Regions from separate parts of the Homo sapiens genome. Here region 1 is linked to region 2. Evidence: read pairs that join two places in POLR2A ChIA-PET (ENCODE). Cell type or tissue: CD4-positive, alpha-beta T cell. All regions are shown on one strand. Links, peaks and the distances in the headings refer to the core of each region. The heading gives the core; the rest is flanking DNA. Region 1 overlaps ZNF101 (zinc finger protein 101). Region 2 holds the start of LOC124904663 (a long non-coding RNA gene).

Evidence for each region. ChIA-PET counts read pairs that join two places held together with the same protein. Peaks named below come from ENCODE experiments on the same cell type or tissue, not always from the same donor. Only the 100,000 strongest peaks of a DNase experiment are listed, where the experiment ranks them.
Region 1: POLR2A ChIA-PET joins it to region 2 with 5 read pairs; 1 of 35 experiments calls an interaction of 5 or more read pairs at or near these places.

What each region holds. Positions count from the first base shown.
Region 1 is chr19:19,671,736-19,674,536 of GRCh38, forward strand. The region is part of intron 1 of ZNF101 (zinc finger protein 101); the gene reads left to right. Among named protein-coding and RNA genes, the nearest start is that of ZNF101, 4.3 kb to the left of the region's middle. In CD4-positive, alpha-beta T cell, for the core only: no CTCF peak of the experiment used is centred there; no DNase peak of the experiment used is centred there.
Region 2 is chr19:20,419,835-20,422,635 of GRCh38, forward strand. It overlaps LOC124904663 (a long non-coding RNA gene), which reads right to left and starts at 309. Exons shown (of 2, transcript XR_007067167.1): 1 at 293-309. It also overlaps the pseudogene ZNF826P. In CD4-positive, alpha-beta T cell, for the core only: no CTCF peak of the experiment used is centred there; no DNase peak of the experiment used is centred there.

The DNA of each region.
Region 1 (2,801 bases), core at 106-2,605, 750 kb before region 2:
TGATCCGCCCGCCTCGGCCTCCCAAAGTGCTGGGATTACAGGCGTGAGCCCCCGTGCCCGGCAGATATTTTTCAACGTATGCTTTTTACATCATAATCATTTTATTCACGAGACATTTTCAGACTTCAAGAAAAATTTCAGTAGGCTTTGTTCTTTTCTAAAAATTGACTTCAACGGCTTGTAACAGCAATTCAAGATGAACTGAGGGCAGGAACACTGGCAAACACCTGTAATTCTAGGTACTTGAGAGGCTGAGGCGGGAGAATCGATTTAGCCCAGGAGTTCAAGTCCAGCCTGGGCAATATAGTGAGACCCCCATCTTAAAAAATGTGTGTGTGTATATATATATATATATAAATTATATGTATGATTATATATATATTTATAAGTTGTATGATTATATATATTTATAAATTTTATGTATGATTATATATATATTTATAAATTTATTTATTTTATTTTTTTACTTTCGAGACAAAGTCTTGCCCTGTTGCCCAGGCTGGAGTGCAATGGTACAATCTTGGCTCACTACAACCTCCGCTAAAGTGATTCTCCTGCCTCAGCCCTCCCCCACGCCCGGTAGCTGAACCCGGTAGCTGAATCCTGAGTAGCTGGGATTACAGGTGCCCTCCACCACACCTAGCTAATTTTTTTTAGCTTTAGTAGAGACAGGGTTTCGCCATGTTGGCCAGGCTGGTCTCGAACTCCTGACCTCATGGTCCTCCTGCGTCGGCCTCCCATAGTGTTGGGATTACAGGCGTGAACCATCACATTCAGCCCTATATGCATTTTAGAACGGGCTTTTTTTTTGGCGGGGGGGGTCTCTGTTGCCCAGGCTGGAGTGCGGTGGCACGATCTCAGCTCATTGCAACCTCTGCCTCCCAGGTTCAAACGATTTTCCTGCCTCAGCCTCCCAAGTACCTGGGATTACAGGCACCTGCCACCACGCCCAGCCAATTTTTTGTATTTTTAGTAGACACGGGGTTTCAACATGTTGGCTAGGCCAGTCTGAAACTCCTGAGCTCAGGCAATCCTCCCACTTCGACCTCCCAAAGTGTTGGGATTATAGGCATGAGCCACTGTGACTGGCTGGTATTTTTATTTCTGAAAAAAGAAAACAAAACAAAAAAAACCAGACATGGGATTTTGATAGGGATTGTATTGAATTTGCAGATCATTTTGGGTAGTAGTACCTTCCAAATAATGTAAAGTCTTTTTTTTTTCTTTGACACAGAGTCTTGCTCTATCACCCAGACTGGAATGCAGTGGCACGGTCTTGACTCACTGCAACCTCCACTTCCTGGTTTCAAGCCATTCTCCTGCCTCAGCCTTCTGAGTAGCTGGGACTACAAGCGCATGCCACCACGCCTGGCTAATTTTTTTTTTTGTATTCTTAGTAGAGATGGGATTTTACCATGTTGGCCAGGCTGGTCTCAAACTCCTGACCTCAGGTGATTTGCCTGCCTTGGCCTCCCAAAGTGGTGGGATTACAGATATGAGCCAATGTGCTGGCTTTTTTTTTTTTTTTTTTTGAATTGGAGTCTTGCTCTGTCGCCGAGGCTGGGGTTCAGTGGCATGATCTCGGCTCACTGCAACCTCCACCTTCTGGGTTCAAGCAGTTCTTCTGTCTCAGTCTCCGGAGTAGCTGGGATTACAGGCACGTGCCACCACACCTGGCTAATTTTTGTATTTTCAGTAGAGACAGGGTTTCATCATGTTAGCCAGGCTGGTCTTGAACTCCTGACCTTGTAATCCACCCACCTCGGCCTCCCAAAGTGCTAGGGTTGCAGGCATGAGCCACCGCACCTGGCCAAATAATGTAAAGTCTTCGAACACATGAACACAAGATATTTTTCAATTTGTCTTTAATTTCATTCAGCAACATTTTGTTGTTTTTAGTGTACAAGTAGTCTTTCGACTTCTTGGTTTTGTAATTTCTAAGCGTTCAATTCTTTTTTTTTTTTTTTTTTTTTTTGAGACAGAGTCTCACTCTGTCGCCCAGTCTGGGCTATTTGGTGTCCTGGGTTTTATATTTGTTGAGGCTTTTTAAATTATTATTATTATTATTATTATTTTGAGATGGAGTCTTGCTTTGTTGCCCAGGATGGAGTGCAGTGGTGCGATCTCAGCTCACTGCAACCTCTGTCTCCTGAGTTCAAGCGATTCTCCTGCCTCAGCCTCCCAAGTAGTTGGGATTACAGGTGCCTGCCACCGCGCCCGACTAATTTTTGTATTTTTAGTAGAGACGGGGTTTCACCATCTTGGCCAGGCTGGTCTTGAACTCCTAACCTTTTGATCCACCTGCCTTTGCCTCCCAAAGTGCTGGGATTACAGATGTGAGTCACCGCGCCTGGCCTATTCAATTCTTTTTGGTGCTATTGTTTGTGGTATTGTTTTCTTAATTTCTTTTTCACATTATTCAGTTTTGGTGCATATAAATGTAGCTGACTTTTTTGGTCTTGAGACAGTCTACCTCTGTTGCCCAGACTGGAGTACAATGGTGTGATCTCAGCTCACTGCAACCTCTGCCTCCTGGGTTCAAGTGATTCTCCTGCCTTAGCCTCTCGAGTAGCTGGGACTACAGGTGTGGGCTACCACACCTGGCTGATTGTGTATTTTTAGTAGAGATGGGGTTTCACCATGCTGGTCAGGCTGGTCTTGAACTTCTCACCTCAAGTGATCTACTCGCCTCGACCTCCCGAAGTGCTGGGATTACAGGCGTGAGCCACCGCACCCAGCCCCATTGTTTTTCATATTTGAACCATCCTTGCATTTTGCGGATAAATCTCTCTTGATGATGT
Region 2 (2,801 bases), core at 77-2,576:
GGCAGGAGAATGGCTCAAACCCAGGAGGTGGAGGCAGAGGTTGCAGCCAGCTGAGATCACGTCATTGCAATCCAGCCTGGGTGACAAGAGCAAAACTGTTGCAAAAAAAAAAAAAAAAAAAAAAAAAGTAGGCAAAGGCTGGGTGCGGAGGCTCACACCTGTAATCCCAGCACTTTTAAAGGCTGAGGTGTGCTAATCACCTGAGGTCAGGAGTTTAAGATCAGCCTGATAAACATGGATAAATCCCGTCTCTACTAAAAATACAAAATTAGCTAGGCATGGTTGTGTGCACCTGTAATCCCAGCTACTTGGGAGGCTGAGGCAGGAGTATTGCTTGAACCTGAGAGTCAAAAGCTGCCGTGAGCCAAGATCGCACCATTACACTCCAGCCTGGGCAATAAGATCAAAACTCTATCTCAAAAGACAAAACAAAATGAAACAAATAAATAAATAAATAAAACTAATGTAGAAACAGAAAACCAAATGCATGTTATTATTTAAGTAAGTGCTAAATAATAAGAACACATGAACACAAAGAGGAGAACAAGAGACACTGAGGCCTAGTTGAGGGTGGAGGGTGGGAGAACTAAGAGGATCAGAAAACATACCTGTTTGGTACTATGGGTAGGACCTCAATGACAAAATAATCTGCACACCAAACCCCCATGACATAATTTTAGCTGTATAAAAAACCCACACATGTACACCGAATCACAAATAAAACCTAAAAGAAAAAAATACTCCAAGGTGGGGGAGAGTGCAATGTAGGTGCATGGACTGCTTTTCACTATAGATAGTAGCCCAGGTGGGGCTGTACTCTGATTTATTTCTGTGTGAATGCAGGTAGATGAAATTACAAACAGGTGGCCCAGACCCTAGGCTGGTGGAGAAAACAGGTTGCTGCTGCAAATTTAGTATCTAGGGGTGGGGATATGCCAGGAGACTTGTAGAGATTTTTGGGTTCTTGGCAAGAAACACTAGGATCAAAAATGCCATGGTGAAGTTCTTGAGGGTGGTGCCGAGTCCTGGGAGAAGTGTGGATACCTCAATTTCTAGTGTGTGTGTTTGTGAGTGGGTGGGAATCCTGTAGTAGCAGCTGCAAGAAAAGGGGTCTGTCATAAGAGCTTCTTCTGAGTTTTCAGTCCTCTGTCACCCTGGGAGAAGACCTGGAATCACAGGACAATGGGCAATGTGACAGCCTGTGTACAGGAGAGCAGAGCCTCCCATTTCTAAACACCCAGAGCTTTGTTCCAGTCCAGGCCTCTGTGATATCTTTTTTCTGGCACCAAATCTGTAGAGTTTGCTGAGCATCAAACAATTCTCCAACAACTAATTGTCTAACATTTAAATTCTGACACCACCCAGAGTCAGCACAGACCCTGATTCAGGGCTCAGTTCCACAACATTGTCCTCACTGCAGATGCCAGTCACAAACCCCATGGGCCCATCTACGCTTCTGAGCTACTGTTTGAAAACTGGGGACTCCCAAAACCTCCCTGAAGTTCAATGATTTGGTAGAGCTACTCACAGAACTCATCAAAACACTGTAGTTATGTTTACCGGTTTAATATATAAGATGCAGCCCAGGAAAAGCCAAATGGAAGAAATGCATAGAACAAAGAAAAGAGATGGGGAAAGATGAAACACATAGATAATCATGAAAAATGTTTGTGATTAATAAAATTCTCCAGCCGGGCACGGTGGCTCACACCTGTAATCTCAGCACTTTGGGAGGCCGAGGAGGGTGGATCACGAGATCAGAGATCGAGACCATCCTGGCTAACAGGGTGAAACCCCATCCCTACTAAAAATACAAAAAATTAGCCGGGAGTGGTGGCAGGCGCCTGTAGTCCCAGCTACTCAGGAGGCTGAGGCAGGAGAATGGCATGAACCCGGGAGGCAGAGCTTGCAGTGACTGGAGATTGCACCACTGCACTCCAGCCCGGGTGAGAGATCGAGACTCCGTCTAAATAAATAAATAAATAAAAAATAAATTGTCCATCCTTTGTGTACTCCAGGAACAGTTTATGGAAACACCCTTCACCTTATGACTTCAATGGTGCTCTTTTTTCTTACCTATCACACAGGCAAACACACTCTCTGCACATTTTCTCCTATTTCTCATTATAAAAATCAGCTGATTTTTTCTTCAGTGGTCAATTTTTTTTTTTTTTGGTGTGATCGAGTCTTGCTCTGCTGCCCAGGCTGGAGTGCAGTGGCGCCATCTCCATTCAGTGAAACCTTCGCCTCCCAGGTTCAAGAAATTCTCCTGCCTCAGCCTTCCCAGTATCTGGCACTACAGGCGCCCGCCACAACGCTCAGCTAATTTTTGTATTTTTAGTAGACACAGGGTTTCACCATGTTGGGAAGGCTGGTCTTGAACTCCTGACCTCAGGTAATCCGCCTGCCCCGGCCTCCCAAACTGCTGGGATTACAAGCGTGAGTCACCACCCCTGGCCTAAAATAAAGTAATTCTTAATGAAATTTACTTAAGTTTATCTCCCTCCGTCAGGCTCCTGAACTTTGAGCTACCCTCGGTCTGAGTCGACATACAACCCCATTTACGTCCCTCCTAAGAACATGCTGATTTCAGGGTAAGACATTCTGTGATCTAAAATCTGACCTTTTCACCCTCCATTTGCCATTCCCTTCCCACCTCCTTTCTAATCTTGTTTAATCCTCCTTAGGAAAGAAAGTCCTTTTGTGCCTACAGTTTTGCAAGCCACAAAGACCTTATAGTAAGTTGATACTTTCTCCTATTGCAATACTTTTTTGGAATTCATTGTTTTACATAAATCTAA